2 separate regions of the Homo sapiens genome follow, and region 1 is linked to region 2. Evidence: read pairs that join two places in POLR2A ChIA-PET (ENCODE). Cell type or tissue: CD4-positive, alpha-beta T cell. All regions are shown on one strand. Links, peaks and the distances in the headings refer to the core of each region. The heading gives the core; the rest is flanking DNA.

Region 1 (16,792 bases), core at 4,814-12,813, 130 kb before region 2:
AATTACCTTATTAATTGTGCCCTAATAATGTGGGCTCATTACTTTTTTTTATAGAAGAAATGATGCACAGGGTAGACAGAGAAAAATGGTAGATCTTGAATTAACTGGCAAAAAAATCCTACAGGCAGTAACTAACATCTGGACCAGTAAATTACCGGGATAAAATAAGTGGCTTTGTTGATGTGAAGAGATTTAAATGGGTGTAAACAGCTGCAAATGAGACAGGAGAGCACTCAAAGAATTTAAATAAGAGTAAGGTAATTAAAGTCAAGTGTAGTAGAAAAAAACATGCAAAAGGCAATGAGTGGTCATATTTCTTGAAGGGTCTCTCCCCCAAACTGAGTACACAGCAAAATTCAGATGAAATCCCTGCATGAAGATATCTCAAAGGGTAATCACAAAAGAGCTCTCTAGAACCACATGGAGAGGGAAAAGGAGGATTTCCAACAAGACGTGGCCAAGGAGGTCTTGGGGAAAAAATAAGAGAATTTCTGCCAAGAAAGTACATCTTCCAATGACATAACCAAGAACCAAGAGATTTTTAAGCCTGTTAGAAGCCAATGTAGACCCACCAAGTTTCTGTATTAGGCAATGTTAAGCCATTTGGATTCTGAGACACTTATTCTTCCTTTATGTTCAATTGAAATAGAATTGATTATTCCCTTGGTGAATATTTAATGAGCTCTCCTTTCAGCCTCCCTGTGTGCCAGGTGCAAGGAGACCAAGAGAAATGAGGTCCTTCCCTCATGGAACTTAACAGCATAGAAAACAAAGATTTCTTCCTCAAAGGTTGTTTACAAAAAGCAAATTTGCACATGTGAAACCTGTTAGGAAAAAGCACACTGAGAGCAATAAAAAGTGACAGCATGCAGCAATAAGATTAGACATTAAAAAACTAAGAGAAAAACCCCAGAAACATGCTTGTCTGAGAGCGGTATATAAAGCAACAAATGGGATTAGTTAGGCAGCTTCAGAGGCCTCACTGCATCCAATGCTGGTACCCGACCAACAGCCAATGCTCATAGTGATGATTTTCAGTCAGATGCACACACACACACACACACACACACACACACAGTGAAACACACAGACACACACAGACACACAGCCTCACACACATGCACACACAGTCACACACAGTCACACATACAGACACAGAGTCCCACATACCAACACACACAGGTACATGCACACAGACTCAGATGCACACACATACACACAGACACAGTCACACAGAGACACACACATGGACACACATGGATACACACAGTCACATACACACATGCGCATACACAATCACACACACGGACACACACACACAGTCTCACACACACACAGTCACATACCCACAGACATACACACAGACACACAGACACACATAGACAGACACAAGACACACACAGTCACACACACAGACACATACACACAGACACAGACACACACAGTCACTCACACACAGACACCCACACAGTCACACAAGCACTCAGACACATTATCATATATTCCTCATATTCTGCTTAAAGGACAAGAAAGCACAACACATTTTGGAAGGATACTGCAAAATATGGTTGTACTAAAGTTTTGTTGCTTAAAGAATATATGTGTCAGAGGCGTTTGAAGCAGTGCAACTCCCATGTTGAATAGGGGCTGGGTAAAATAAGGCTGAGACCTACTGGGCTGCATTCCCAGGAGGTTAAGGCATTCTAAGTCACAGGATGAGATCACAGGTCGGCACAAGATACAGGTCACAAAGACTTTGCTGATAAAAGGATGCTGTAAAGAAGCCAGTCAAATCCCACCAAAACCAAGATAGCAACAAGGGTGAGCTCTGGTGGTCCTCACTACTCATTATATGCTAATTAGAATGCATTAGCATGCTAAAAGACACTCCCACCTGAGCTATGACAGTTTACAAATGCAATGGCAACATCAGGAAGTGACCCTATATGGAATAAAAAGGTGAGGAACTCTCAGTTCCAGGAATTGCCTACCCCTTTCTCGGGAAAATTCATGAATAATCCACTCCTTGTTTAGCATGTAATCAAGAAATAACCATTAAAAAGAGGCAACCAGCAGCCCCTGGGGCTGCTCTGTCTCTGAAATAGCCATTTTTCATTTATTTACTTTCCTAGGAAACTTGCTTTCGCTTTACTCTATGGACTCACCCCGAATTCTTTCTTGCGTGAGATCCAAGAACCTTCTCTTGGGTACTGGATCAGGACCTTTCCAGTAACATCCATTTTTGGTGTATATTAGAATCACATGTTGTTAGCAACGTCAGATGCATGAGTTTTCTGAGCTGTGATCTGATATCTGTTTTGCTTAATTTGTTGCCAAGCATTACACATAGAAGTTATTCAGGCCAAGATGGTGAAACCCTATATCTACTAAAATACAAAAATTAGCCAGGTGTGGTGGTGGGTACCTGTAATCCCAGCTATTCAGGAGGCTGAGGCAGGGAATTGCTTGAATCCAGGAGGCGGAGGTTGCAGTGAGCTAAGATCGTGCCATTGCACTCCAGCATGGGCAACAGAGTGAGACTCAGTCTCAAAAAAAAAAAAAAAAAGTTATTCAGGGCCAGTCTCAGTGTCTCACACCTGTATTCTCAGCACTTTGGAAGGCTGAGGTAGGAAGATCCCTTGAGCCCAGGAGTTCAAGACCAGCCTAGGTAACATAGGAAGACCCCATCTCTACCAAAAAATAAAAGAAAAAATATAGCCAGGCATGGTGGTGTGTGCCTTCAGTCCCAGCTATTCAGGAGGCTGAGGCAGGAGGATTCCTTAAGCCAGGGAGGTAGAGGCTGAAGTGAATCATGATTGCACCACTGCACTCCAGCCTGGGCAACAGAGCAAGACCCTGTCTCAACAACAACAACGAGTTGTTTGTTGTTTAGCCCAGGATTTCTATCTCCTCCATCTGATGTGGTCAGTGACTCAGATGTATGAAGATATTGAGCAGGAGTCACCAGTTCAGTAGGGGATACTCAGTAAATCAGAAATAAGATCCAGAGAAGGGGTGAGCAGAACTAACCCATGACCTCAAGTTCATTTGTAGGATAGATTTTAGGAGACATAACTGCAAGGATAAAAAGCACCACACCAAGAAGGGTTAATCCAGTCATCAGTTCTTGACACCAAAGGTCATTCCTGATGTTTCTGAAGCTCACCAGGGCCCAGAGGGCATGCATTTGGAAGGGTGGCACAACAGGTCTAATGTCTTCTCAGAGCATACCTCAAAATGAAAAGATTGATTTTGGTCACTGAAGGTCTCATTTACAGAAATAGATTTCCAATAAGGAGGTATTGGTAACTTTATTCAGAGCTGTGCGGAGAGATGCTATCCAGAATTTGAAGTCGCTAAACAGCTTTCTAAAACCAGGACTATTAATGTACTATTTGGAAGCTTTGGAAGAAACTTTTCAGCCTGGTTGAGTTAAATACCAAAGTTGAAATTCAGAAAGGTGCTATTAAATTATAAACTTAATGCAGGTAAAGAGTAGAACAGTTTCCCCTTCACTGTACTGCAGATTGTAAAATACCACCTAATTTTCTATATCATTTTGTACCACTCCAAAAACCTAGAAGAGTGAACAGGGCTGCGAACTCTCTCCATGAGACTCTGAGCATCCACGTGGGGAGTGCATTTGTCAAAGACATTTGAACCTGAGCAACTCCATCTTAAACAGGAACTGGGTAAAATGAGGCTGAGACCTACTAGGCTGCATTCCCAGGAGGCTAAGCCATTCTAAGTCACAGGATGAGATAGGAGGTCGTCACAAGATACAGGTCACAAACTTTGCTGATGAAACAGGTTGCAGTAAAGAGGCCAGCGGAAACCCACCAAAACCAAGATGGCGATGAGCATGACCTCCGGTTGTCCTCACTGCTACACTCCCACCAGCGCCATGATAGTTTACAAATGCCATGGCAACGTCAGGATGTTACCCTATATGGTCTAAAAAGGGGAGGCATGAATAATCCAACTCTTGTTTAACATATCATCAAGAAATACCATAAAAATGGGCATTTAGCAGCCCTCAGGGCTCCTCTGTCTGCAGAGTGGCCATTCTTTTTTTCCTTTTCTTTCCTGATAAAATTGCTTTCACTTTTCTCTATGGACTCTCCCTGAATTCTTTCCTGTGCGAGATCCAGGAACCCTCTCTGGGGGTCTGGATCAGGACCCCTTTCCTGTAACACACTGACCCTCCCCAGTGTCAGGATCTGTGCCAGTGCCCTGAAGGTGGAGTTCTCAGAGGCTGCCCCTTCTGGTTCCTACCTTCTGAGAATTGCTAGGCCAACTCCTGCAGGTAGGTGGAATTCCTCTCCTTTGCGATTACATCAGCGTCTCTTAACTCTTGTCATCAGAGAAGTAGAGAGTAATCATCTTGAAATTAAAGCTGTGAGTTCTCAGTAAATTATAAAAGGTGACTCAGTAAAGGAAAATAAAGCTTTAGGGGAAGGGCAAAGCAGATGGAGTGAAACAAAGTGTGATTAGGAATTTCAAATACAGAATATGAAATTAAAATAGTAGCTGGTTCATAATATACACGAGTGAATTAAATACAGATCACTGAACATATTTCCCCTCTGAGGACATTTCTCTCTTCTTCCTCTTTGTTCATAAAGGAAATGCTAACATGTATATGAAGGAAGGAAAAAAGAAAGGGAAAGAGAAAGAGGGAGGAAGGGAGGAAAGGAGGGAGGGAGAAAGAAAGAAAGATTTTCCCTATATAATTTTCAATTTTGTCAATAAAAAGCATATACTTCTTTAACCGTTTAATATGAATCTTGCTAATTGTAGCAAATTGTTATTTCTTATAAAGGATGCATCATGCAAAACATTGTCTCACCCAAGCTTGTCAGCTTCTTCACAAGATTACAAAGTTGAGAGCAGCTGAGGCAAAACCGCTCTGGTATGTGATCTGTGGAATCCTTCTCATTCACAACAGGATTTTCCTATGAGGGGTCAAACACTTTCAGTTGGCTTTCAAGAAACCACAAATCTAAATTAAACAAGTAGGCAACACATGACAGAGGGCCATCATTTTATGGCAGGATCCTCCAATTAGCTGTAATGGCTACAAATCAAGAAAAGGTTAAATATTTCTGAATAATTTTAGATTTTGGGAAAAGGGAAGCAAAGAACATAAAGATTGTGTTTTATGATCTCATAAATCTCTCTTGGATTAAAAAACAAAAAATCCCTGATACTTTGGGAGGTAGGGTATACTGGAAAGTATTTCTTAGCTTTAACAGGGAATAAGCTATTAAAATTTTTGAAAAGCCAAAAAAAAAAAAAAAAAAAAAAGGATGCATCATTTCCTGTGATACGAGTGACAGGTAACAGGATAAAAACAGTAATAAAGAGAAAAATGTGATGAGAATCAAGATGTGCAGTAGTTATTTTAATTTTAAAAGTCAAATAATTCTCTCACTCGTAGGGTTAACTAAATGTTGAAAGCATTCTCTTATTCCTCTGCTGGGTTGATGGTGTATAGAAAATGCAAACATTACTTATTTTTTACAGAATCATTAATCATGGTGCAGGGTTAACATATGAAGACCTAGGGATTAGGTCTAATTATTACTTGGCATAAAATCCATTCAAGAAATATGTTTTCGTAAGAAAAAATGTACATTATGAAAATATGTTGACCTTTTGCCTCTGCTCCATAGGACTTCAGGGAGCAAAGTTATGTAGATGTCCTGGTTAAAATGGATTTTTTTTTGAGGGTCAAAACATTGAGGGTACAAGGAATCATTCATCCTAGGAGGTTAAGGCAGAAAAAAGAATGTTAGCAGGTTTTTCCCCTTCATTTCCATAAAAGCTTGATTTACAAACAAACTATACCTACTAGGGAAAAAACAAAGAAAGAAAAGGAGTTGATTTTGTCTTCTTGAACCCTTGGCGCTGAATTTTTGTCTGTTTTACTGGCAGTTAGACGACACTAATAGCTGAGAAAGCATCATAATGGAAGAATCAAGAAATTGATAGTAATCATATGGGATGAAATAAATTAAAAGCTTACATTTTGTAGCCCATTACACTGTGGTCTACATAACATTAAATTATTCAAATGAAATTGTAAAAAAGATCGGTTAATCAGCATTTAGTAAAGATGTCAAATTGTACCCCCCCACTCCTTCCCAAACACCACTAAAATGCAAATATTGATTCTGTTTGTAAGTCATAAACCCAAGAGACAAAGGGAAAAGGAGAGGATGTAATAAAAAAAAACAAACAAGAAACGGAAGTTGGCAAACAGTGGGGGGTCCCAGCAAGTTAAATCCTATACCAGTGGGGAGGGAAGGGGAGTCAAACAGCAATCACATTTATTCCACAGAGTTTGCCCCCCTCCCCAGTTCCAGGCACCTGGATACTGTGGAGGAAAAGGTAAATATTAAATTTGAACTCAATTGAAAGTGGACACAAACAATGGTCACCAAGTCCCGGAACAGGTTGTGTGAGCACCTTGAGGCGTTCATCTAGCGCTGTTTCAGAGAAATCTCTATTTTGATGTATTCCTATACGTCAGTTATTGAAAAACGATAGACAATTGCAAAAACGAGTTGACCTTTTTGTGTTCCTTGAGCCAAGTCGCAAGGGGCCCTCGTGACTGGGCCTCATGCCAAACAACTCGTTACAAAAAGAGCTCGGGTCCCAGACTGTGCCGAAGCTTCCTGAGACCTCTCCTCGGCCGTGCACGGACGAGTGGCCGACTCTGGAACCCAGGCTGCTCCTTCCCGGTCTGGGGGTGAATCCTCCATAGGCTGGTGAGTGTAAATACATGCATCTTTTCCCTTCTCCCCTTCCCATTGTAATTTGCGTATTGTATCATTTGCTTATTATATGATTTGCTTACTGTATCTGTATTGCCATATACTTGGGATAAAGGCTGTTTACCCTTAAAGGTATTGTGTGTGTGTGTCTTTTCTTCTCCCCTGCGCGTTTCCCGCACAGAACAGATACCCGCCCTCACTGATGTTGGATTCTTCTCCGCAGACAGCAAAGAGAAAGTCTCCGGCCTGGCTGGAAATGAGCGTCCATACTGAGCACATGCAAGGGTGCACTGAACACTGGGATGCACAGTCTCTTCCTCAGCCGTGCTCCAGGGTGATGACGGCAGATCAAGACCCTCCTCACAGGAGACCGGATGCTCCTTCTCTGAAGAATTTGACCAAGGCAAGAAGAAATGCCTAAAGCAGCCGGCATGAAGGCTTCAGGAATGAAACAACCCAGCAGATCACCCTACAGGGATCAGCCCCGGCAACCAGCCGCAGGCTCCACTGCTTAGTTCCCACTTTCTGACATGGACAAGCAAAAAAGACCACCACACACGAGGACACCCTTCAACGTAAATGACACCAAACAAAAAATAAAACAAGCAAACACACGTTGGCAGTCCAAGGCAGGAGGACAGCTTTGAGCTCAGTAGTGTGAGATCAACCTGGGCAACATAGCAAGACCTCATTGCTACTAAAAATAATAACAATAGAATAATCAGCTGGGCATAGTGGCATGCACCTGTAGTCCCAGCTACTTGGGAGGCTGAGGAGGGAGGATCGCTTGAGCTCAGGAGGTCAAGATGGCAGTGAGCTATGATCCTGCCACGGCACTCCAGCCTGGGCAACAGAGTGAGACCCTGTCTCCAAAACAAAACAAAACAAAACAAAACAAAACAAAACAAACAAAAAACCAAGAAATCAAAAAGAGTAAAGCAACCCTGAAGAAAAAGGAACTCTGAAAGGAGAAGGAAAACTGTTCTTTGCTATTTTAGCAAAGAATCAAGACAGAAAAAGAAGCATGGTATTTTGAGCTCTGGAGATTAATATTTAAAGTACAAAAGTAGTAAAGAATGATTGCCTGTGGTCTAGGGGAAATATGGAAGGGATGAAAAACTGTTTCATACTTCTTGTTTTTTGTTTCCTTTCTCTTTAAACAACGCTTTCCGATTATTTGAATTTTCTAGATAAGTACAGGCATCGTTCTGATTTTCAAAAAAATTGGCTACTAATCATGCCTGTTTTTCTTTTCTGTATTTTTTTTTCTTGGCAATGCAGATTCTTCAACTCAAAGACTTCTATAGCACACTCTTCACATACATATACTTACACACACACACACACAGATGCAGATTCACACATATGACATACAAGGGCATGGAGTCCTACACATGCAACAGTACAGATGTTATTTCTAGGCAATAGCTACAAACAATTTGAACACACCAGTTATGTGGGAATGTGTCTAGATGTCTGTATGGTCATATCCATATTACCTATTCCCTTGGAAGTGCTGCACACGTTCTGCAGCCTGGCACCCAAGTACCGTAATGCTGTGGCCACAACATGCATTTTCATTTCCAGCTTGATCTCTCTCCCCTTCTCGCTCTCTCCCTTCTTCCATTTCCCTTCTCTCCTCTTGCTCGCTTCTTCTCTTCCTCTCTCTTTTCCTTCCCCATTCTTTCTCCTCCTTCTTCTGTCTCCCTCCTTCTCTCTCTCCCTCTCTTGTGCTCCTCTCCTTTCTAGCCCTCTCTCCCTCTCTCTCCCCTTCCTCTCTTTCTCTCCTATCTCTTCCCCCCGTCTCTCTCCCTCTCTTCCCCCAACTACCTCCCTTTTTCTCCTCTTTCTTCCCCACTTCCTCTCCCTTTCTGCCTTCTCTTCCTCCCTCTTCTCTCCCTCTCTCTTCTCCTTCTCTACCTCTTTCTCCCCCTCTCTCTTTTTCCCCCTTGCCCTCTCTCTCCCTCCCTATAGCTCTCCCTCCCCGCCTTTCTTTCTCTTCGAATTGCTGTGACAGATGCTATTCCAGTGTCTGTCTTTGTTGCAGGCAGGGCCCAGGTCCCACTCATTCTTAAGAAAATCACAGAAGTTTGTTTTCTTAGCCTCTCTAGCAGTCACAGGTAGCCACATTGACCTAGCTTTTGGTAAATGAGATGTAAGATGTCTGCCAGAATCTTCTAGGGGGAAAAATTTCTCTGATAAAAAGAAAGATGCAACGTGCAAATTTCATCTTCACCCACCCTGCTCCCTTATGATATGTGAGCTGTGCTGCTGTCTGGAGCTGCGGCAGCCTCCTGCAACCATGGGGAGAAAACCTGCAAATGCAGCCATAGACTGATAAAAATAGAATAAAAAGAAAGACCTTAAATGCCAAAGGACATAGTTGAGCAACTAAAAGTTCCGATAAATCCCCTTCCTCTGACTTGTTCTCATGAGCATCTTTGGTATTGCTGTTTAAGCCATTTCTCATTATGTATTCTGTCACTCCAAGCTCAGTGCAAGCATCTGAAAGAAATGCCTTTTCCCACAGGCTTCCCCTCCCTTCCCTGGCCACTCCTAGTCATCCATCCAGACTCAACTCATCCGTTCCTTTTCGGGAAGCTTTCCTTGATGTCACGGAGAAATTTCTCCCTATGCCATTTTCATAAATGATTTAGATTTTTTTTTTTTTTTGAGATGCAGTCGTGCTCTGTCACCCAGGCTGCAGTGCAGTGGCGCGATCTTGGCTCCCTTCATCCTCCGCCTCCTGGTTTCAAGCAATTCTCCTGCCTCAGCCTCCCAAGTAGCTGGGATTACAGGCATGCACCACCACGCCATGCTAATTTTTGTATTTTTAGTAGAGACAGGTTTCACCATGTTGGCCAGTCCGGTCTCGAACTCATGACCTCAGGTGATCTGCCCACCTTGGCCTCCCAAAGTGCTGGGATTACAGGCATGAGCCAGTGCTCCTGGCCAATAAATGATTTAGAATCTTTAATTGCAACATTTATAAGGTTGGTATTACAGTTATTCATTTACTATTTACAGAGATAAAAGATGGGCTCCATACAAGTCAACATGCATTATGATTTTGACACCTCATCTCCCATCCTCCTTTGTAACCTCAGAGCCCCTTGAATATGTTTAGATAAATCAGACCCCCACCCCAGTCTCAGGCCACGTGCTCTGGAAGGTGACATCACCCCAGGCCTTATGTGGACCATGTGACTCAGGCCCTAGCCAATCAGTACACAGAATCCCTTTGAGGGTTTCACTCATGTCTGGCCATAGAATTGTGCTCATGAATGCACATGTGATTGTGGAAACCTCAGAACAGAGGGTTGGTGGCTTGGGGAGAGTAACACCTTGACATATAAATCTTGGAGATTGTCATGGCCTCACACAATATACAGATATTTCAGAAGATAACCAGGTACGTGTGTTTGGTGGGGGAAGTTTATTGACAATCTCATGTCCTCAGGGTTAATGATGACAGCACTCTTTTTGTCCAGGATGAGGTCCTGTCAGATCCCTGTCTCTACTAAAAATACAAAAATTATAGGATGAGGTCCTGTCAGTTCTAAGCACATGCCAAGTGGAATTTACCAAGATTCTGATTTCCCCAACCTAAGCACCCGAACATACCTTAAAACATAATTAATCACCTGGCATATTTGCAAACACTGCCCTCAGCCAACCACTTTTCCTGGACCTCATGCCCAGCAACGTCTCACCATACCACCTGTATCAGCCTGAGGACAATTACACATGAATAACCTGTCAAAGTGCCCAGCTGATGTGAAACTATGCACAATTCCTACTCTAGGGGAACAGGCCATCAGCTGAGGGCCTAAGGAATGTACAGCCTGTTAGACCTGCCCAGGATCTGCTTGCAATTAGAGTGAATCCCAATGTGTCAGGGTTCCCAAGACCACTACCAGGTTCAGTAATTTATAAGAAGAATTCACAGGACTCAGCATAGAATCAACCCCTGAATATGACTGGTTATTGAAAAAGCAAAGCATAATTAGACAATGGAAAATGTGCATGAGACGAAGTCAGGAGGAAGCCAGGTACAAACTTTCAGAGTCCTCTTCCAGTGAAGCCATACGGGAAGCACTCAATTCCTTCTGGAACATGTCTCAGCATGTCCACAATGTTGTTTTTCAGGGAAGCTCATCAGATAATCAGCACCTGGAGTTTCTATTGAGGGCTGGTTACATTAGGAGTCTCTGCCTGGCACATATCAAAATTCTAGACTTCCCCCCAAAATACAGGAGGTCACCATAAACCACATTGTTTGCATAAATAATCTTGATGCAGTGAGTCATTCTTATTAGGAAATGGCAGGAACTCTCTTGACATCCAAGTTCCAAGGTGGCAGCCAAGCACCAACCTTGTAAACAAGGCATTCCAAGGACAGCAGTCTTAGGACAGTTGGCTTAACTCTATTCTGCACACCCCAGATGTATGAGACTTCTGGGGGAAATAATAACTTTCATTTTTGCAAGATTTAAATTTACAGGAACTACAGGTGGCTCTTATTGCCTTCACAAAAGAAGTGTGTCTTGGATTTGACACAACAGAAGACTAAACTTAGAGATGAAAAAAGATAAACCATGTCCTTCTGAGCCCCTGAATACAGCCGCAGCTGAAACTCAAATGTACCCTGGATGTTTGTTTAGTAAACCAATAAATTCCATCTCTTCTATCTAGAAATAATGTGATGTTTTTTCACGTGCTAAAGAAAGAGACCTAATTCTAACATTTTATACAGTTAGAACCACATATTGTTTACCATTGGACAATGTGGTTCTTAGAAAACACAATAAAATATTGAAAAAAGGTTTGAAGAAAGTAAAGAAGGAAGGCAGGAGTAAAATAATGGCCGGGGTAAGAGGGAGAGTGAAATGTAGGTTTTGTTTGTTTTGTTTTGAGACGGAGTCTCACTCTATCACCCAGGGTGGAGTGCAGTAGCGCAATCTCAGATCACTGCAATCTTCACCTCCTGGGTTCATGCGATTCTCGTGCCTCAGCCTCCTGAGTAGCTGGGACTACACGTGCGCGCCACCAACACCCAGATAATTTTTGTATTTTTAGTAGAGATGGGGTTTCGCCGTGCCTAGGCTGGTCTCAAACTCCTGAGCTCAAGCAATACACCCGCCTTGGCCCCGCAAAGTGCTGGGATTACAGGTGTGAACCATCGAGCCTAGTCAAATGTAGGTTTTAATTAAATAGCCAATCTGAGAAATCAGGAGAGCCTAAATAAAGAGCTGAAAGTTTCCACAGAAATCTTATTCTTCTGCCCCCAAAGGATGCCACCCATGAAATAAAATACACTGTGGATTTCACTGCTATCTCTGAAAGGAAAACACAACCTTTAAAAGATCATTAGTGTGAAAAGAAAGTAATTGGATTGTTGAATGATACAAAGAAGTAGGTTTTGATAAGGAAAATTGTTCTAAGTTGACACCCTAGGGAAATCATTTCTAAAAACAGTTAATAATGAGATAGATTTCATGCTTCAAGAGAACCCTTAATAGAGGTTTCACTGGATGAGAGACAGAGAATATTTATAACCTTAATACAAATTATCCATTTGTTAGATACTGGCCCTGTATAGTTTTTTGTTGGTTTGTTTGCTTTTTCTATCTTGGCACACAGGAGAAAAAGGAAAGAAGTGCTATAGGCCTGTATTTCAGTGAAACATCTCTTAGAAAAGTAATTTGAACAGTGGAATCATTCTTTGCTTTTGCACAAGCCAGTGTTCAGAAATGCAGACATGGAAAGGAGATGAATAAAGAACAAAATCCACATTTCCTAAATTGACAAACATGGACATCTTCTAAAAGGTAAAATAATATTTTGATATACCAGTAACATTTCTCAAGTTGCTAGTGTGGAAAATCCTGAATTAGTAGTTATTCACCGTCAGTCTATGGTGGATGTCACACAGTCGGAAGGGAAAGAAGGTGACACTAGTGAGTGAGGGTGGCCTGGTGTAGCAGATGGGAAATTTAGTGTTTTAGAGACTACCTATTACTCTCCTTCAGTCCTTTCATAAGAGAGGAATATGAGCCCAACAGTGCCATTTTTTTTTTCAGAATACTGGAAGTTCAGATTTTTAATAAAATTTCTGGATTTTATAAATTTTGTAACTAATTTGAAATCTTTATCTCATTGACAAACTAAAGAGAATTCTACTGAGGTTCAGCCTGGCTGCTGAGAAATGGCTTTAGGACATCTTCAACACTATTGGGATTCCGAATAAAAATGCCAACTTCGACACTGAAACCATGTAACATTACTCAGTCATGGAGGTCTGTATTATCTCACTGGCTTAAATCAAGAAGGTTTTGATTCTTGTTACATCATGGCTCAGTGAGGGTGAATGGGAGTTTCTACTCCACGCAGTCATGCAGGAATCCAGGTTTTTTCCATACATGTTAAAAAAAAGGATAAATTTCACAAACAAGTTAATAAATTATGTTTGAATGATTACTTGGACTAGAGTTTAAAACAAGTTAACAAATTATGTTTGAATGATTACTTGGACTAGAGTTTAAAACAAGTTAATAAATTATGTTTGAATGATTACTTGGATTAGAGTTTAAAACAAGTTAATAAATTATGTTTGAATGATTACTTGGACTAGAGTTTAAAACAAGTTAATAAATTATATTTGAATGATTACTTGGACTGAATGATCATTCTAAGTGTCCAGTTTATTGTTTCAAGTGAATTTGCAAAGTATAGGGACACTTTGAAAACAACAGATTCATCTTTTTAGGCAAAATGCCTCCAAATAATTGAAGAGTATGTGATTTCTCAGCTCTACAAGATCATTATCAAAATAGTCTCACTCCAACAAAACAAAACTCCCTCAGTTCCTAAGGCAGTGGTCCTCAGTGAGGGGGCAGCTTTCCTCCCAGGAGAATCGGGGATGGTCTGGAGTCATTTTGGTTGTCATAACTGGGAAGGGAGTGCTTCTTACATCTAGTGGGTGTTGGGCATGGATAACTGTAAACATTTTATGATGCACAGAACAACCAACCAGGAGAAAGAATTGTGCCACCCAAAATGTCAATAGTGCTGAGATTGAAAAACTCTATTTCATGCCAAATGGCAGGACCCAGAACCTGTGCACTTCGAAAGCTGATATATCTGAATTTCCTTTTTTTTTTTAACTTTGCTACTTTTATTTTTGCTCTGAGTCATGAATTTTTTTTTTTATACTTTACTTTCTGGGATACATATGCAGAACGTGCAGGTTTGTTACAAAGGTATCCATTTGCCATGATGGTTTGCTGCACCTATCAACCTGTCATCTAGGTTTTAAGCCCCGCATGCATTAGGTATTTGTCCTAATGCTCTCCCTCCTTTTGTTCCCCACCCCCACAGGCCCTGGTATGTGATGTTCCCCTCCCTGTGTCCATGTGTTCTCATTGTTCAACCCCCACTTATGAGTGAGAACATGCAAACACATTCCCTTAACACCAGGAGATACCTCTTCTAAAGAGGAAAATGGGGCTCCTGTCACTTGGAACTTCTGTTACCCAGTGATTCCCCCTGCCCCATCCCCCAGTGGTTAAGATTATTGAGACTGATTATTTCAAAGGACAAGAGCAATTCAATTACTATCAAGTCATTTCATGGAGCTCTATGAAATAGCCCACTGAAAATGACCAAAAGTGAAATGCACAAATCTGAATGCTGCTGATTCAGTTTCAGAAAGGAAAATGATGCATCTCGATTTCCACAACACAGTCTCTCCTTGCGAAACCTATTTGGTCTTTAAGGCTCAGGAATCCACCAATTGATACCCATTTCCATCAAGACTTTATTGATTATCTCACAAGAAGAGTAAACACTCATGCCTGTATCAGATAATAAAACCTGACCAAAAGAAAATACCCTAGAAGTTGTTTTCTGTCTTTTACAAAGGTTTAGTAAATCATAAGCATTCAAAAAATGTTGGCTGCATTAATGAGTGAAGATTTCCTTATATCTATTCTCAAATATGTCAAATCTTTCCACTTATTAAAAAAATCAGATCTCATGGTTTAGAGATAAAATCCTATAATTTGTAAATGTTAGCACTAGTATATTGTGTGGCTTAAACAGAACTCTCTTGCTTGTCAAGGGAAGCCAGGGTGAAACCTCAGAATTAAAGATTGTGTGTTTTGTTGTCTTTGTTTTTCTGTTTTTCCAAAACAAAGGGCTATTACATTCAGCATCTTTAATTTCAGAAAACAAAATCCACTCTTGTTAATTTTAGCAGGAAAGGGCATATTAAGAAATATTAGGAAGCTCATGCATTGTCAAAGCAAGGGTAGCAGAGGTTTGCCTGAGATTCCAGAAACAACTCCAAGAGACACTTCAAACAGCCAGCCAGCATGGTAAAGAAAAATTAAAAGTGGGAAGACCAGGAAACCAGAGCAGCCATACAATGGAGGGAGCCAGGGAGATGAGGGACTGTGGAATGGGAGGGGCCATTAGTGGGAGGGGCCTTGGATGGGAGGAGCCATGAAGGAGAGGGACTATGAAATGGGAGGGGACATGGATGGGAAGAGCCATGGGTGGGAGGAGCCTTGAAGTAGGAGGAGTCATAATGGCTGTAACACTTGAGAAGATGAGACCACCACTCTTGATCCAGGAATCATGCTACCACATTTGTGACCATCTTTCACAATACTGACGCCCTGTGTCACAGTTATTTCCTAATGTAGTTTCCGTATCAAAATCTCACATAAAAGTGTCGAATTGGCAGAGCCCAAGTCGCGTTCTCCTTCCCAACTGTAACAATGAGGTTAAAAAATACAGCTTTTGGTGTTTGTATTCTATGTTTGGAAGCTGGATTTGCAATTGAAGAGGACTATCAAAATGTAATGAGTGTATGTTAGGGCTTGCTATATGTCCACAATATCTGATTCCCTTTCTTCCTGGACATACAGGTAAATTTCCTGGCCTCTATTGCAGCGAGCAGAGTATGTGATTTATGATTTGGTCCCTGTTAATGAACTATCTGGCACATTCCTATGTGGAGTTCCAAGTGTGTCCCTAATATCCTCCCATGCAATATTTCTAATACTCTTTCTTCATCTATTGGCCCAAGGTGCAACGAAGCCAGACTGCCTTTGAGATATTAGGGGCTTCCACAGTCACTGGAAGGGAGAAGCCTCGATCCCTAAGTGACTGTGTGGAGCAGAGCCTCTCATATTCCAGCAGCCAATTGGACTCTAAAGACACTTTAGTGGGCTGACTGGTAGTACAAGTTTATCTGTTACTATTGCTAGGTTTGCTTTAATTGATACAGAGTACAATGACTAAAAATAGTAATACACAAAGCTATAACCTCCAAAGAAGTAGGACAAATTCTGACATCATTGAAAGGGTAATCTCAAGTCAAATTATTAAGGTTTCATGAAATTTTTGGGGTTTATTTTCTGCCAACATACCCTGTAACATTTGTGATAATGTTATTACTGAAATAGTGGGAATCATCAGAAACACAGAATATATGATCTAATAGAACAAAATGTTAACCATTTTAAATAATCAGTCTGCCTATGAAAGCTTTGTAAAACTTCCATCAAGAAAATGCAGCTAACTCCTTTTTGTACATGCTCTGATATGGATAATATTGTTTGCATATTTAAAATCTTCTGATTGAAAAATTACTCTTTTCTTCTTTATGGGCCATTTACTTTACTGTATTATATCAAGAAGATGCAAAACAAATGTCTAAGATGTAATTTACTCTAATATGTTACTTAATGCTGTAAATGGTTTTCTAATAAGTGCAGTAGGTGTGAACTCAAAAATGTTTTTGCCTTAAGGTCCAGAAAATGTTCTTAGAATATTTTGATAATTGACCTTTTCCTGTGATTGACATTTCTAGTTCAATTGTCCTATTGTTCTCTAGATAGTAATCACTCACCACTTTTTTTTGCACTGAGGAAATGTCACAAGAGGTTGCAGAAAATATTAAATGTCACCCATGCAGATGATAATTATGTTTTCTAGAATGAGAG
Region 2 (16,792 bases), core at 3,876-11,875:
AAGACTGTGTGGGGCACATATCAAGTGTTATTTGTGGCATATTTTGTATTCATAATTGTTCTAGCACCATTTGTTGCAAATATTATCCATTGTCCATGGAATTAACTTCCACCTATGTTGAAAGTCAATTAACTGTATACCTGTGTGTCCATTGTGGAGTATTCTTCCTTTCAATCATTGATTTACTATGTGTCTATTCTTTCACTAATGTCAGACTGGCTTGATTACTGAAACTTTATGCCTTTATGCTAAGGTGTAAATTTGGATAGTTTTAAGGCTTGAGACCTCCAATTTTGTTGTTCTTAAAAATTATCTGGGCTTTTCAAGATCCTTTGCATTTCTACAAATGTTTTAGAGTCAGCTTGCCAATATCAGCAAAAATCTTCTGAGATTTAGATGAATATTAAATTAAAACTGTAGATCTGTCTGGAGAGAAATCACATACTAAAAATGTTGAGTCTCTTAATACATTAACATGAGTATCGTTCTCTAACTTATTTTATTGGTGTTTTATAGTTTTCAGTATATAGGTCCTACATATATGTTACTAGACATAAACTTAAATGATTCATAGTTTTGATAGTTTTGGGTATTATTGTAATAGCACTTTTATGTTTCCATTTCAATTTGTTCATTGATACTATATAGAAATACAATTGAGTTTTTGATATATTGACATTTTACACTATATTCTTGATAAATCCCTAATTACTTTTACCGTTTTTTTTTCAAAATGTATTTGATTTTCTGTAAGACAGTTTTGTTCCTTATGAATAGAGAAGGGTTTCTTTCTCCCTTTCTAATCCACATGCCTTTTATTTCATTTCTTTTTCTTCTCCTATTCATGGGCTAGGAATTTTAGTACAATGTTGAATAAGATGGGTGAGATGAACATCCTTGCCTTGTTTCTGTTCTTTTCAGGGAAAACTTTAATTATTTCAGCCTTTAATATGTTGTTAAACATACGATTTTTATGGATGCTATTTATTAAGGTAAAATAGTTACATTCCTAGTTTGCTAAGATTTTTTGCCATAAATTGACGTTAGGTTTTGTCAAATGCTTTTACAGCATCAATTCAAAGGATCAGATGGCTTTTCTTCTTTAATCTGCTGATATTTTGAATTACATTAATTGATTAATGGATGTTGAAGTAGCCTTATAGTCCTGGAATTAGCCCTGTTTGGTTTGGGCATGTTATTTTTTTGTTTGTTTTACTGCTGGATTTGATTTGCTAATAGTTTGTTGATAATTTTTATTTATCTTCATAAGCAATTAATTGGTCTATAGTTTTCTGGTTTTGTAATTTCTGCATTTGTCTGATGTTGGTATCAGGACAATCTGGTCTCATCAAATGAGCTCTGAAGTGTTCTCTTCTGTTATCTAAAGAGTTTACGTAGGATTATTATTTTTTTTCTTAAATGTATGATAGAATTCACTAGTGGAGCTACCTGGGTCTGAGTTTCTCTTTGTTTGGAAGGTTTGAGACTCTAAATTAAATTAAAATAAGTAACACTATTTACTTATTTCTTCTGAATGAGCTTTCACAGTTTGTGCCTTTCAAGGAATTTGTCCATCTCATCTAAGTTATCAAACATATGGATACAAAGTTGTTCATTGCATCTCATTATTATTATATTAGCATCTGTAGCATGTTAGGGATGTTACCTAGTTTATTTCTCATACTGGTAATGTATGTCTTTTATTAGTGTTCACTTAAGCTACAGGTTTATCAATGTTATTAATCTTTTCAAAGCAGTAGCTATGGTTTTCATTCATGTTCTCTATTTGTTATCTATTATAAATATTATTGATGTTTTTGCTCTTATCTTCATTATAATTTATTTATGTATGTTATGAGTTTAAATTTCATTACCCTTTTTACTTCCTTTAATGGTACCATGGAACACAACCCTTTGTACACACACTGGTGACTTTGAGCACAGGTTCTCTCTTATTCTTTTGGTTACCTCTGTTTTCAGTGGAGTACTTGGAACGTGGTAGACACCCAGTAGAAGTCTGATGACTGAAATGATGAAGGGAATGGACAGACGCACACAGAATGAATGAATGAATGAATGAATGACTCTCCTAAATACCATTGTGTCCCCACCCACACTATAGCACATGTGCTAATCTCTTCCCTACATCCTGAACAACTAGGCCAATGTATCACTTATTTATTGACATTTTTAAAGACATAGACTTGAGGACACAAGAAGCTGGATTAAGTTCAGCACCATACTGACTGTTTCACCCTAGGAAATTGACTCGACTTTCTGATCTCAGAGTCTTCGTTGGTAAAGTGGAGATAATGACAATGCTTTGTTCACAAGGTTGATGTGAGCACTAAGATAATATACATCAAAGATTAGAGCTTACCAATTGTTGGATACATAGTGGCAATTATGCTTATATTTAAAAAATTCTTGCAAACCATAACTGAACAGCCAAATACATCACTCTATAGAATAAAAGACAAAAAATAAAAAATGCAGATTACAAAATACAAAAAGATATTCATAACTCACAAAACACAAGAGAATAGTATCCAGAATAGAGAAGGAGTTTTAACAAAGCAATAAGTAAAATACAAACAAACTAACAGAAAAATCAGTGAACATTATAAATGGATATTTTAGAGAATAATTTCAAATAGGCAAAAGACATATATAGGTGGTGGTTCATTTTCACTGTCAATTCCATGGACGCACATTAAAGCAAATGAACTACTACCGAGCATCCAAAATACGGGCAGACAATTTAGACACCTGACAGTACCAACCATTATAGAGAAGATATAAGGAGACCAGAATGTTCATACATTGCTTCTGGGAATGTATCTTAGCGGGAGAACTTTGGAAAATCAATTCCACAATATCTAGTAAAATTAAAGATATATATGCAATATCAAGCGGCAATTCCATTCTTGAGTGTATATGTAATTTTTAAACATACAGATGTTTGTGTGTATGCATGTGTATATGCATGTGTGTGATGTGTATATGCATATGTATATACACATAAAGTATTTTATATAATACATGTATATTATATATACACATAGGCATGTACGTGGGTGTGTCTGTGTATGTGCACAAGGAGATAGATATAAGAATATTTAACAGCATCATCTGTAATCACAGAAATGTCAAAAATAATAATTGTCTACCAACCAGATAATGGATAAAACAGTGTAATAAATCAATAAATAAAATACCAAATAACTACTTGAAAATGGAGTCACTAGAACTACATCTTTCAACACAAATAAATCTGAAACTATATGACTAAGAAAACAAAAGCAAGTTGCACTATTTATATGAAGCTTGAAAGCATGCAAACAATTGTGTGTGTGTGTGTGTGTGTGTGCATAGAATCCCATCTTTCAACCTCATTGTGGATTCATTTTTAAAATAGTGATGCAGGATTTTTTGCTCCTTAGCACAGCTAAAACCTGGGTTCTTGTCTCACAACCAGGAAAATTAGGCACGTGGACACACTGAAATGTGAGGAAGGCAAAATGTATTAAAAGAAAGCTCTCAGCAAAAAAAAGGGGGTCCCTGCCAACAAGCTCCCACCTCACAGATTGAATACCAGGCCACCACACATGAGCTGAAGAGGCCAAGCTCCTCCCACTGCATAAGGCGTGAATTTACAGTGGCTCCCCTCGCTTCTCCCAGTGGGCAGGTGGGCCCTTAGTCTGAGCCACTCCACATTGCTTTATTCCCTTACTGTGCATAGGTTCAGGGATGAAATTTTTCACTGTGGGCATCTTTAGGCAAGCTGCCTGTGCACAATGACCTGGGCCACATTTGGCTGTCTCCCAGCTCTATCGATAACGATCTTTCTTATGACTGGTAGAAGTGACTTTATATTTTTACATAGCCAGCATATCTGGGAGTGAACAATAATAATGATTGAAAATGAACAGATGCTTTCAGCACCTGCACTTTCTCAGTTGCCAAATCTACAACAGTTCCTCACAAAAACAACTCTCCCTCATGTGCCGCTTATTTGATTTCATCAACATTATTATGGCACAACCAGAGACACTAAACACTGGCCAGACATTTTTTTTTAGTTTGTTTGTTTTTTGCCCTGTCTGTCTGAAAACATCCCAGGATTGTCTCCAGCATAGGACAGCACACACGTCTTCTTACACTGTTCCTTAAATACAAATTTTTTTTTTTTGAGATGGAGTCTCGCTCTGTTGCCCAGTCTGGAGTGCAGTGGCATGATCTCAGCTCACTGCAACCTCCGCCTCCTGGATTCAAGCAATTGTCCTGCCTCAGCCTCCCGAGTAGCTGGGACCACAGGCATCTGGCACCATGTCTGGCTAATTTTTGTATTTTTAGTGGAGACGGGGTTTCACCATGTTCCACGATGGTCTCGATCTCTTGACCTCATGATTGCACCCGCCTTGGCCTCCTAAAGTGCTGGGATTACAGGCATGAGCCACCGCACCTAGCCAATACAACTTTTAAGAATAGTCCATCTGCATTTATTCTTATTACCCACCACCCTGGATGAAAACTCTTACCTAGAATCACATGGACACATCATAAATGCTGGTTATTTCTATTTAAGTCTCTCCATAAAAAAGATGAGCTCATTCTGGTTGACTTAAGAAATACTGCAGCCAGGAACTTTGGGATGCCGAGGCAGGCGGATCACAAGGTCAGGAGTTCAAGACTAGATTGGCCAATATGGTGAAACCCCATCTCTACTAAAAATACAAAAATAATTAGCTGGGCATGGTGGAACATGCCTGAAATCCCAGCTACTTGGGAGGCTGGGGCAGGATAATTACTTGAGCCTGGGAGGCGGAGGTTGCAGTGAGCCGAGATCGCACCACTGCACTCCAGCCTGGGCAGAAAAGCAAGACTCCATCTCGGAAAAAAAAAAAAAAAGAAATACTTCAACAACCTCTGTCAATATACACAGTGAGCAGGCAGTCACATCTGGGAAACTATTATTTGGGGCTCTAGAGGTAAATGTTTATGCGTTTATCTGGGACTGGCGTTGGGATATTTTGATCGAGATGTTACTGTTTATTATTGATTTTCCTTAGAATATCCTATATATCTACAAGCAATTACATGGTTATGCACCCTTTTTTGCACCATTTTTACATAAGTAATACATACTATACATGCCATTCTAAATTTAGATTATTTGGTTTTGGACTTGAAGGGAAAGAAGAGCTCTGGAAGTTTTGACACTGGGATTTAAATGCTCAAGTCCAGAAGAGGGATGGTTGGCTTTTGCTAGCAAACCATTGGCCAGACATAGTCACAAGGTCATCTTTGGAATTAATGAGGCCAGCAAGTGAAAGTCTATCATGTCTACTGCTAGAAGAGGCAACTGGGGAGTAGGGAGGTCACAGAGGTATGAAGTGGAGGCATCAGGTTTCACCAGCTGCTCAGTGAGACACTGGATCCCAGGTGGGGCAGAGTCTACGTAGAACCCAGTCATTTATTCACTGACTTTCCATTCATTCATTCGGTGTCCCCAGCCTCGTGCATGACATAGTTGCACATCCAGTGGGAACATAAAAAAAGCAGAGTTATATAAGGACCCTCAAATTACTTTCAAAAACAGATCATTAGAATGTGAAACATTCCCCCCTCTTGTCTTTACAAGTTTGCACCACATGAGCCTTTTTAACTGAAGAATTTTAACTTTCTAGAAGACAGATTGGCCTATCCAAGAGAGAGCAATCACTACTGAGGTCATGGCCATATATTCATGCATTGGGGTTGCTGGTTGGCTGGGCTCTCAGGGGTGGTCAAGAGGTTCCCTTTATTCTGAACCCCCTGTAGGGCGTGCTAGTCTTCAATGGAGAAGTTGCAGCTGGGATCAGAGACCCTCCTGGCAATTGCATGATTCACATCTCAGCAATAACATCTTGATGCATAAAGAAGAACACTGTACTTACAATCCCCGGAGGCAGAGGAGTAGACACACAATTACATGGCAGGGGCTTAGTTCATGATTAGGATGGCAAAGATCAGGCCCGGGATGGGCTGGCTGTATAACGCTAAATCAAAGAGGGCTCAGATTTATGAAACCAATAAATAAATGAGGCCCCAGACATCTGTCTGGAGTTGCTTGGGGAAATTCATTGATTTCAGAAAAAGGTATATATTAATAGTTTAAAAACATAAGAATAAAAATCACAGAGTTCATATCTTCAGCCTGAATATTTCTTCCTACTTCAAGATTCCTCCATCCAACTACCAATACCTGTCTCCAGTTAGATATCTACTATGCATCTTTAAATTAATATGTCTGAAACTAAACTCCTGTGTGCCACCACCACAATCTGCATGAACGAACAGATGAATGAATGAATGAATGAATGAATGAATGAATGAATGACTTACCATGACCATCAGAATCAAGGCACCTTGGTATAATATCTCTTTCCTTCCTTACAGCTGAAAATTTAGCTCTTGTCTTTGAAGATTCACTTCTGCCTCTCTCTAGCCCTGAATTGGTCTCTCTAGCAACATGTGTCTCCCCTCTGAATTCCTGTATGGATTTCAGACTAATGGCAGCCAAACCAGTGCCTGCACCCTTCCAGATTGTTTCTTCTAATTTAGTCCTCTGCTGGTGGTCTCCATGCACTCTCCTTTGCATATTCATCTGCAGGTCATCTTCACACATTCTTATCAGCCTAGGAGTCTTCTGTGCAGTGGTCTCTTCCTGCCACATCTCCCCTCTCCCCAGGAGATTAGAATGGCAAAGCCACACTCTATGGGATCTCAAGAACCCAAGTGTGAGATTTGCTTTCAGTATTTAGCAGAATTGGTGTTTCTGGGGCGGCAATCTCCTCCTGGAGATGTGTTAATCATTTACAGAATAGCCTGGACTAGTGTATGGGCCCTGCCCTTAGAGCCAATGCCACATTTATTTTTATTTTGCGAGATCTGCACTGACATGAAAACCGAAAATTCTATTGACGTTTCCTGTTCAACCTAAAAGCTAAATCCAGTTCATCACTGAAATCCCACAATGCCCTGAGACAAATAGTGCTTTAAAATATGTGGTGATTTTTAGGTCAGGTGCGGTGTAATCCCACACCTGTAATCCCAGCACTTTGGGAGGCCGAGGCGGGTGGATCACGAGGTCAGGAGGTTGAGATCAGCCTGATCAATATGGTGAAACCCCATCTCTACTAAAAATACAAACATTAGCCAGCGCCTGTAATCCCAGCTACTCAGGAGGCTGAGGCAGAAGAATGGCACGAACCCGGGAGGCGGAGGCTGCAATGAGCCAAGGTCGCGCCATTGCATTCCAACCTGGGCAACAGAACGAGACTCCGTCTCTAAGAAAAAAAAAAAAAAAAAGTGGTGATTTTTTTAAAAAGGAGTGGTTCATTCAGTTAAATGGGAAGAGTTGTAATGAGGGACTAAGTGGCTAAGTTGGCTGGACTTCCTGGGTCAATAGGGACTTCCCTAAGGGGACTTTCCCCTAAGCCAAAATGAGTCATAGCTGAAAGCTAAGGGATGGAAACTTCAACCAATCAAAGGGGACTTTCCCCTAAGACAAACTGACTCATAGCTGCAAGCTAAGTGGTTGAAACTTGAACCAGTCATATAGGGAGTTTAAGCTCTAGCTTCAGCCTGATGTTTTTAACCAACTAGGCCCGCCAACCCACAAGCAGATAGAAAATAAGCTGATTCTATAGGACAGAAAAAGGAAGAGGGCAGGGGTCATAAGGGGATGTAAGCATAAGATACCCAAGCCAGAAACAGCAACCCTTCCAGGTCCCCTTCCCCCACGTGGAAGCTTTCCTTTCACTTTCGCTTTAATAAATCTTGCCGCAGCACACTCTCTAATCGAGCTGTAACACTCGCCACTGCCGTCCACGGCTTCATTCCTTGAAGCCGTGAGACCACGAACCCTTCGATTGAGAAGAACCTTCGGTCGGAAGAAGACTTCTCGTCTCAGTAACAATAACAAGAAAAACAGCCTAGACTAGACGCACATCAGGAAGACAGGTAGTAACAAAATATTTTGTTGTTTGTACTTTTAGTGTTGTCTCTAAGACAGCTTTGCCTAACCCAGGCAACAAAAATTTAATCCTATACTTTCATCTAAGAGTATTACAATTTTAACTCTTTAATTGAGGTCTGTGGATCATTTGGAGTTAATTTTTGTGTGTGGTGTAAGGAAGGGATCCAAAACATACTTGTCAGCAGCAGTTGTGGAAAAGACTATTTTTCCTATTTTTTTCCTCATTCAACTGTCTGGAATTTTTGTTGAATATCAATTGACTATAAATGTAACGGTACGTTTTACGGCTCTCAAGTCTATTCCACTGGTCTGTGTGTCATTTTTTTATACCAATACCACACTCTTTAATTATTGTGCCCGGGTAATGTCTGACATTGGAAAGTGTGAGTCCTCTAAATGTGTTATTTTTCTCAACTGTTTTGGATGTTCTAAGTCCCCTGTGTTTCAATATGAATTTTATGATAGGCTTCTCAATTTATACAACAAATCCAGCCAGAATTTTGATAGGGACCACATTGAATCTATAGATCAATTTGAGGAGTACTGCCATCTGAACAATATTGTCTTCCAATCCACAAACATGAATTTTTTTCCATTTATTTAAATCTTCTTTAATTCTTTTCAACAATGTTTTCTAGTGCTACATGCATAGGTTTTGCACTTCCTTTTAAGAATTTATTCCTAAATATCATATTATTTCTGAGTGCTATTATAAATATAATTACATATTTTCTTAAAATCATTTTTGGATTGCTTACTTTTAGCATATAGAATTTCAATTTATTTTTGTATATTGATCTTGTATCTTGAAACTTTGTCCAACTAATTATTAGTTTTAATAGGTTTTAAGTGGATTTCTTAAGATGTTCCATACACAAGGTCATATCATGTTTGAATATAAATAGACTTACTTCTTTATTTCCAAACTGGATGCTATTTATTTATTTTTCTGGCCTAATTATCTTGGATAATTTCAGGAAAATTTTGAATAGAAGTTATAAGAGTAGACATTCATGTCTTATTCCTGATCTTAAGAGAAAATAACTCAGTCTTTTACTATTAACTATAATGACAGCTGTGGAGTTTTTTGTAGATGTCCTTTACCTTCTATTTCCAATTTATTGAGTGGTTTTTTAAAAATGTATATGAAAAGGTGTTGGATTTTGTTAAATGCTTTTTCTGGGTATACTGAGATGGTTATGTGGTTTTTGTTATTTATTCTAATAATGTGGTATTTAGATGGGGGTCTTTAACTGCTGGCTGAAGACTCTCCAAAGCTTGTTTTCCTTCTTCCAGAGTGATCTATAGTATTCAATACAGTGGTTTTCATTTGTCCTGTGCATCTGATCATAATGAACAGAACCTCTCTACTGATCACTGAAGAACCTATAGCATGAGTGAGAAATAAACCTTATTGTTTCAAACCACTGAGGTTCTGAGGTTGTTTGTTAGGTAGGTGCCTTTAAAATATGTCCACAAATTTTTCTTTAACAAACCCTCCCTTATCATGTTAAGTCTATTTCCCCTCTCAGTGAGTGAGAGTCCAAATGAGTTACTCACAGAAGTAATTTACAAACAGAAGTAATAATATATGGTGATATGGTTTGGCTGTGTTCCCACCCAAATCTCATCTTGAATTCCCATGTGTTGTGGGAGAGATGCAGTGGGAGATAATTGAATCATGGGGGGAAATTTTTCCCATGCTGTTCTCCTGATAGTGAGTAAGTGTCATGAGATCTGACCGTTTTATAAAGAGGAGTTTCCCTGAAGAAGCTCTCTTTCTCTTTGCCTGCTGCCATGCACGTAAGACGTGACTTGCTCCTCCTTGCCTTCTGCCATGATTGTGAGGCTTCCCCAGCCATGTGGAAATGTAAGTCCAATTAAACTTCTCTCTTTTGTAAATTAGCTGGTCTCAGGTATGTCTTTATTAGCAGTATGAAAACAAACTACTACATATGGCTTTTGGGCTAAGTCATGAAAATAAAAGGCATTGTTCTCTCTCATCACTTACTCTAGGAAAATCTGGCCGTATTTCAGCAAGACACTCAAACCCATGTAGCCAAAACAAAACAAACAACAACAACAACAACAACAAATGCATACTCCTATCAAAAGCCAGTGAAGAACTGAACCCTCCTGCCAAATGCCATGTGCAAAATCAGCTAGGAAGTGAACTCATCATTGATACTATTGAATAAGCATCCCAGACTTAGTAAGGTTGTTTTTGTCCTGGTAGAGATACAAATTACTTCTATTTGATGGAACAGATAACACCCCCCAAAATATGTCATATTGAATATAAGCCAGTTTTTGTATATAACTCATACATCATATATTAATGTTGCTTTTATATATTAGGCTTTAAAAATGTTCTTTAAGCCAGTCCTACCATGTTACTGGTTCTCTAAGTAGTAATTAAAAGAAAATTTATACAGGTTTAATTTTATGTATTTTTAGAGTCATAATTTTATGATTTAGAAAATTATACTTCATGAGCTACTTGCATAAATTAAACAAAATTAATCCCTATCACTTATTTAAATATAAGACTAGGAGCTATTTCCCCTGTCAAGATTGTGTTTTTAAAGTAGTACTGTTTTGAGTAATTTACTTGATGCCAACCCTGTCCCTTGACAGTGTTATTCACTTCAACACAGCTGCAACTCTCTAAAAGAGACATCAGTATTGCCCAAGTTCCTATGATAAACTGGGCTCTGAAATGTTCAGTAACTCGCCCAAGTTCTCACACTTCGTTAAGTAGCAGAACCAGGATTAACCACTAGCTATAACACCAAAGTCCATGTACTTTTCATTAAGCCATGATGCCTCTGAAAATTAGCCAGATCTGAGTTTTTGCTTTCATGGAAGAATAGAGAATCAGCCTGGCGTGGTGGCTTACGCCTATAATCCCAGCACTTTGGGAGGCCGAGGCAGGTGAATCACTTGAGGTGAGGAGTTCGAAACCAGCCTGCCCAACATGGTGAAACCCAGTGTCTACTAAGAATACAAATATACAAATAAGCCTGGCATGGTGGTGCACGCCTGTAATACCAGCTATTTGGGAGGCTGAGGCAGGAGAATCACTTGAACCTAGGAGGTGGAGGTTGCAGTGAGCTGAGATTGTGCCACTGCCCTCCGGCCTGGGCGATGAAGCAAGACTGTCTCAAAAAAAAAAAAAAGACAAAAAACAAACAAACAAAAAAGAATAGAGAATCAGCAGAGACTGACTTGGGTGGGATTCCACCATTTGCATTTTCTCACTGCCCTGAAGTGGTGAGAATTAACACAGGACACATGCATCTCGTGTATGACCGATATCACTAAGCAATCTGACAGATTTCCTGTTTGTTAAAACTGTTCTCAACATGAAACCACGACCAATCAAAAGTGGATGAAAACAATTTTCTTCCTCACTCTAGAGTCTCAAAATTATTGCGGTTTCCTCTTGGGAACAGAATGACATTTCAGGTCTCTATAATTCTCCAGCTTAGGCTAAACTCTGATTTTCAGATTCAGGTTAAAAAAGAATATTCAGATTTTGAAGATTGTTTTTCAGATTGAAGTAGCCCTAAAATAGTCTGTAATATTTTGACTTTGACATTTTCCCCTAGACCATTAAACTCTAACTCAAAAAATCATGTCCATTGTATCTGCCATGTGATTCTGAGTCACAGTATAATTCTGACAGATATTTCCCAAATTCAGGGCAAAGTAACTTAGATTTTATATTTACAGGGAGATCAGGAGCTCCAGACATTCTGCTTCTATGCAAAATTATTATTAGTTATGGCTCCTTGATAATTAGGGAGAGAGGTCAGGCATGGTGGCTCACACATGTAATCCTAGCACTTTGGGAGGCTGAGGTGGGCAGATCACTTGAGGTCAGGAGTTCAAGATCAGCCTGGCCAACATGGTGAAACCCTGTCTCTACTAAAAATATAAAAATTAGCCAGGTGTGTTGGTGCACGCTTGTAAACCCAGCTACATGGTAGGCTGAGGCAGGAGAATGACTTGAACCCAGGAGGCAGAGGTTGCGGTGAGCAGAGATCATGCCATCGCACTCCAGCCTGGGAGACAAGGGCGAAACTCTGTCTCAACCACAACAACAAAAAACAAACAAACAAACAAAATAAATAAATAAATAAAAGCAAAACTCCATCTCACAGAAAGAAAAAAAACAAAAAGAAAAAATAAATATATAATTAGGGAGAGAAAAATCTCAAGTCTGAACACAAGAAGCGAAGTGACTTAATCCTACTCTGAATACATTTGCCTTTACTCATGTTGTTGAATCCAAAGCTCACACTGCTTGCTGTACAATAGTCAATAAGTTGAGAGACAAGGTGTTGGTGATGCAGAATTGTTCTTGGCCCCTTTGCTGGACTCACAGCAAGGGGCGCCCTGTCTACTCCGCCAGCCACGCTCAGCCCCTGGCAGGAGGGAGCACGTGTGTGAGTGAGTGCAGGGCCTGATCAGCCCCTTTGAGGGCTGACACAGGAGCAAACTCTGTGCGGGGCCTGCGGCCAGACCAGGCATGTCACCCCAAGGGGAATGCTGCAGGGCCCAAGCAGGGGTGCCAATGACCCTGAAGCCCCAGACGGGGTGTTACAGTGTGCTAATTAACTCTTTTAGTTCCACCATCCACAGCCCAATGGGCAGTAGTGTGTTAGCAGCTCAGCCAGCCTCTTGCCCCACTCCGGCCCATGACTCTGGGACTGGTGTGGCTCTGGGGCTGGCTTGGCCCTGCCGCTGCTTCTATCATGTGGGGTGACTGCTCTCCACCAGTGCCAGCAAGGGAAGAGGGCCAGTGTTACATCCTTCCTGGGTACCTGCCTTTGATGGCTCCCAGGCTCTTGTCCTGTGTCCAAGAAGAATGAGGTCATGCTGACAACTGAAGGGTGATGAGAGCAGAGAATTTTATTGGGCAACAAAACAGCTCTCAGCAGAGAGAGGATGGGAAGGTGGGGTCATCTCTTTCCTGAAGTCAGGTGGTCTCTCTCAGTGTGGCTGAGTCTGGGGCTTTAATAGGCACAGGATAAGGAAGTGCATGCTGATTGATTTGTGAATATGCAAAAAAGATTAAAACAAAGGTAGCACTCAAAGGTGGGCACAGTGTAAAAGCAATTAGGGAAGGGTAGGTATATGTAAAATAGGTGAAGGGTGGGAACTAAAGGAAAGTGTGTCAAACAGGAAGACAGGTTCTCAACCCGGTGAGTGGATTTGATTTGTAGCTTGGCCTTCAGGCTTTAAACTGTCTTTTGCTTGAAGGTGGGGTTTTACCAGGGACCCGCCCTTGTCTGCCTAGGATTTCTCTGCCTCCTGCCTCTATCACTGGGGCTAGAAAAGCTAGTTTATTTCAGAAAGCCAGCAAACTGAGAAGCTGGCATACTAATGTCCTGAAGGACCATCTTAAAAGGCATGACTTCCAAGCTTCTTTTTATTTGGGTGAAGGGGAATCAAGGAGGGGCCTGAGATCAGAGGGTAACAGGTGACCGCAGACATCAAGGCATTGGCAGGAGCCTAAGGGGGTTGTGAAGCTTCTTTGTCCTTGGTCAGGTCACAATGCTCCTATAAACATTTAACATACCATGGTTATTTATGTGTATGGCCCTCTTTATCTCCTCAGGGATGAGTTTTTGAAAGTGGCTATTATCATCCTTGCTTTAAACTATAAACTAATTTCCTCCCATCATTAGCTTGTTTTACATATAGTAATGATCAAAGGCAGTTAGCTAGTGAGGTTAGAAACAAGATTGATTCAGCTGTGTTAGATTTCTCTCACTGTTACAGTGATGTGGGATACAAGAAGTTAGGTCCCCAAGTAATGAGGAGATTCAAGTTTCCAACATCGGCACACTCACAAGTGGGTTGTAAAGCTAATGGTGGCATGACCCTCCCCAAGACTTTGGGTCCTGTGTTAGCTACACATTTCCCCAGTATCCATTGAGCCAGATGCTAAAGCTGATCTTTTTGCATCAGGGATGGACTCAGAGATTTCAGAACCACACCCTTGAGTCAAGAGTCAAGAATGCTCCCAGTCACCAAATGTAATCATATTTTGAACCTTCAGTTGTACCTTGTGAGTTCCTCTACCACAAGGTTAGCCTGGTATGATTTTTAAAACCATAATGACAAGTACACTTCATAATCACTGCCTAATTGCAGCCATTTCTTTGCCAGGAAGTCATATATTGTCTTCCTAAGGCATACTGATAAGCCCATTCACACAGGATTAAATACTTCCATCCCAAAATGGCTATTATGCTTGACAGACTGATTAGCAAGTGTAGGGAGATGAAAACTACAATCTGAGTAAATTGGATGCTTTAAAATTCACTAGAAGGATGCTGTTAATTACACTAGCAAGTCTATAGTCTACATATATTTTTCCTCAGTAAAATAGATTGCACACATATCCAGTGCAATTTCTGACTAATAATGCTTAATAGGGGAATATCAAGCCCTCAACTTGTAATATTCTTATTTATATTAAATCATCACTTAAATGTTTTTCTAATTGTTTGCCCAGCTTTATGGCCAGGAAGCTTTTCTACACCACAAGGGAACTGCTGTCCCTGCACTAGTTGAAAATATACTTGCCCTGGCTGGGTACAGTGGCTCATGCCTGTAATCCTAGCACTTTGGGAGGCTGAGGCAGGTTGATCGCTTGAGCCTAGGAGTTTAAGATGAGCTTGGGCAACATGGAAAGACCCCCATCTCTACAAAAGAAAAATACAAAAGAATAAGAAAAGAAAATACACTAACCCTTAAAAACTCAAAATCATGAGGGTGGAGGAACCAGGAAAAACAGACTTTCTGCTAAGGCCAGGATTCTGTTGTTTACTGACGAAGACTGCTTTCTTGACCACACTTTAGTTTGATTTCTTTGATCTTTGTCCTTGACTAAGCTTTGACCCTGAAGACCTTCATGTCTTCAGCCTGCTAAATCAGCATATTGAGAACCACCCATCAATTTTATTTATCATAAAATATTTCTTTTTCTGCCCTTGACATCCAAATCTTTGGTCTGCCCTTAACAAGAATCTTTCTAGGTCAGTTTATCAAACGCCCCTTTCCACTTGATGCCTATTTTTCCATCCATTGATCTCCTTATTCAGCTAGTTTGCTAAACATCCTCCCTTGTCCTTGTTGTATTCAGAGTTGAGTTCAGTCTCTCTCCCTTATTGCAATACCTTTGAATAAAATACGACTTCCCTTTATCAACAAGTGTCTAGTGAACAACTTTTCTCTTTAACTAGACTATGAAAGCAAGTTTCAAGTTTGCAAGCATATCTTCTCAACCACATTTTTAAAGTGCAAATACATCCTTGAAATGTCCAGCATGATTAGGAAGTTTGCTTTCCAAGGCATTGTCTTCTTTTTGAATAAAGCTTTTCCAGATACAGTACTAACAGAGCCCTTTTTTGTTTAGATGCACTGCATTTAGCAGACAGTTTCTGACATTTACTGTGTGTCCAGCATGGTTCCAGGGCCCTCACTATGGCTCTCTTCCTGAAGAATGCTCATTTATGAATGCTGTGTGGTGCACCTGCATTGACACAGGGGATGTTTGCTGTTTTGCTGACCTGGAGTCCTTTTTTTTCTACTCCTATCATAGCTGCACTCACAGTCCTTCCAGATTCCACCACATGCTCAGGAAGGGCACATAATCTGGGCCTGAACAATCAGAACATTCCATTTTCTGTCCACGGTGACTGATTCAGGGATGGTGTGTTAGTCGGTTCTTGAATTGCTATTAAGAAATACTTGAGACTAGGTTATTTATAAAGAAGAGAGGTTTAGTTTGGCTCACATTTCTGCAGGCTCTATGAGAAGCCTGGTGCTAGTATCTGCTCCTGGTGGGGTTTCAGGAAGCTTAGAATCATGATGTAAGACAAAGAGGGTGCTGGCATATCAGATGGTAAGAGCAGGAGCAAGAGACAGAGAGGGGAGGTGCCACACTCTTTTAAATAACCAGCTCTCATGTGAACTCATTAGCACTCATTACCATGGGGAAGACACAGACCTATTCATGAGACATCTGCTCCCATGACCCAAACACCTTCCACAAGGCAAGAGTCACATTTCAACATGAGACTTAGAGGGGAGAGTTATTCAAACCATATCAGATGGATGCAAGACTCTATCTGGGCAGGAAGTCGGGTCCAGGACTTTCACTGAAACTGCTGGCAAGAGTAGAGAAGGGACATCTTCTGCCTTCTGCGAGGACAAGAGCATGTGTCTGTCAGGGGTTACCAATTGAAGAGAGTCTGCCTGAAAGAAAAGCCAGCACAAGTGAAATCAGAGCAGGGAGACAGAGAAAGCAGGTCTTGAGAAAAATGCTTCAGCTACTGGTTCCAGCTACACCTGGAACTCGTGTATTCCTGGACTTATCAACAAATTAATAAATTCCTTTCTCACTCAAGCCAGTTTGAGTGGTGATCAGAAAAGGACTGATGGGCACTGGGACTAACACAGGATGTATGTGATTTAGATAGTGACTTCCTGTGTAACCCCGGGTAAGCCCAACACCCTCATGAAACATTTTGTCTTTGAATAAACAGGTACCCAGCATAACCCCATTGAAGAGCTGTTCCCTGGGACCTGGAGAGGAACACAGCAGGCTGCCATGCCCACTGCACCTGCAGGTGAGGCAAGGCAGTAAAACAGAGAGGCTGTGACTATCCAGGCAAACAGTTGAGAGTTTGAATTTCTGCTCTGCTGCTCATGGGCTGTGTAACCCTAAGACAATTATTTGACCTCTCTGAG

Evidence for each region. ChIA-PET counts read pairs that join two places held together with the same protein. Peaks named below come from ENCODE experiments on the same cell type or tissue, not always from the same donor. Only the 100,000 strongest peaks of a DNase experiment are listed, where the experiment ranks them.
Region 1: POLR2A ChIA-PET joins it to region 2 with 19 read pairs; 2 of 35 experiments call an interaction of 5 or more read pairs at or near these places.

What each region holds. Positions count from the first base shown.
Region 1 is chr12:126,890,476-126,907,267 of GRCh38, reverse strand. No RefSeq gene overlaps it. Among named protein-coding and RNA genes, the nearest start is that of LINC02372, 24 kb to the right of the region's middle. RefSeq lists an enhancer at 3,692-4,891. In CD4-positive, alpha-beta T cell, for the core only: no CTCF peak of the experiment used is centred there; no DNase peak of the experiment used is centred there.
Region 2 is chr12:126,763,294-126,780,085 of GRCh38, reverse strand. It overlaps LINC00944 (long intergenic non-protein coding RNA 944), which reads left to right and starts at 7,824. Exons shown (of 5, transcript NR_033878.1): 1 at 7,824-8,007. RefSeq lists enhancers at 7,496-7,575, 7,051-8,250. In CD4-positive, alpha-beta T cell, for the core only: no CTCF peak of the experiment used is centred there; DNase peaks (open chromatin) are centred at 7,735 and 11,375; H3K4me3 peaks cover 1,738 bases; H3K27ac peaks cover 1,485 bases.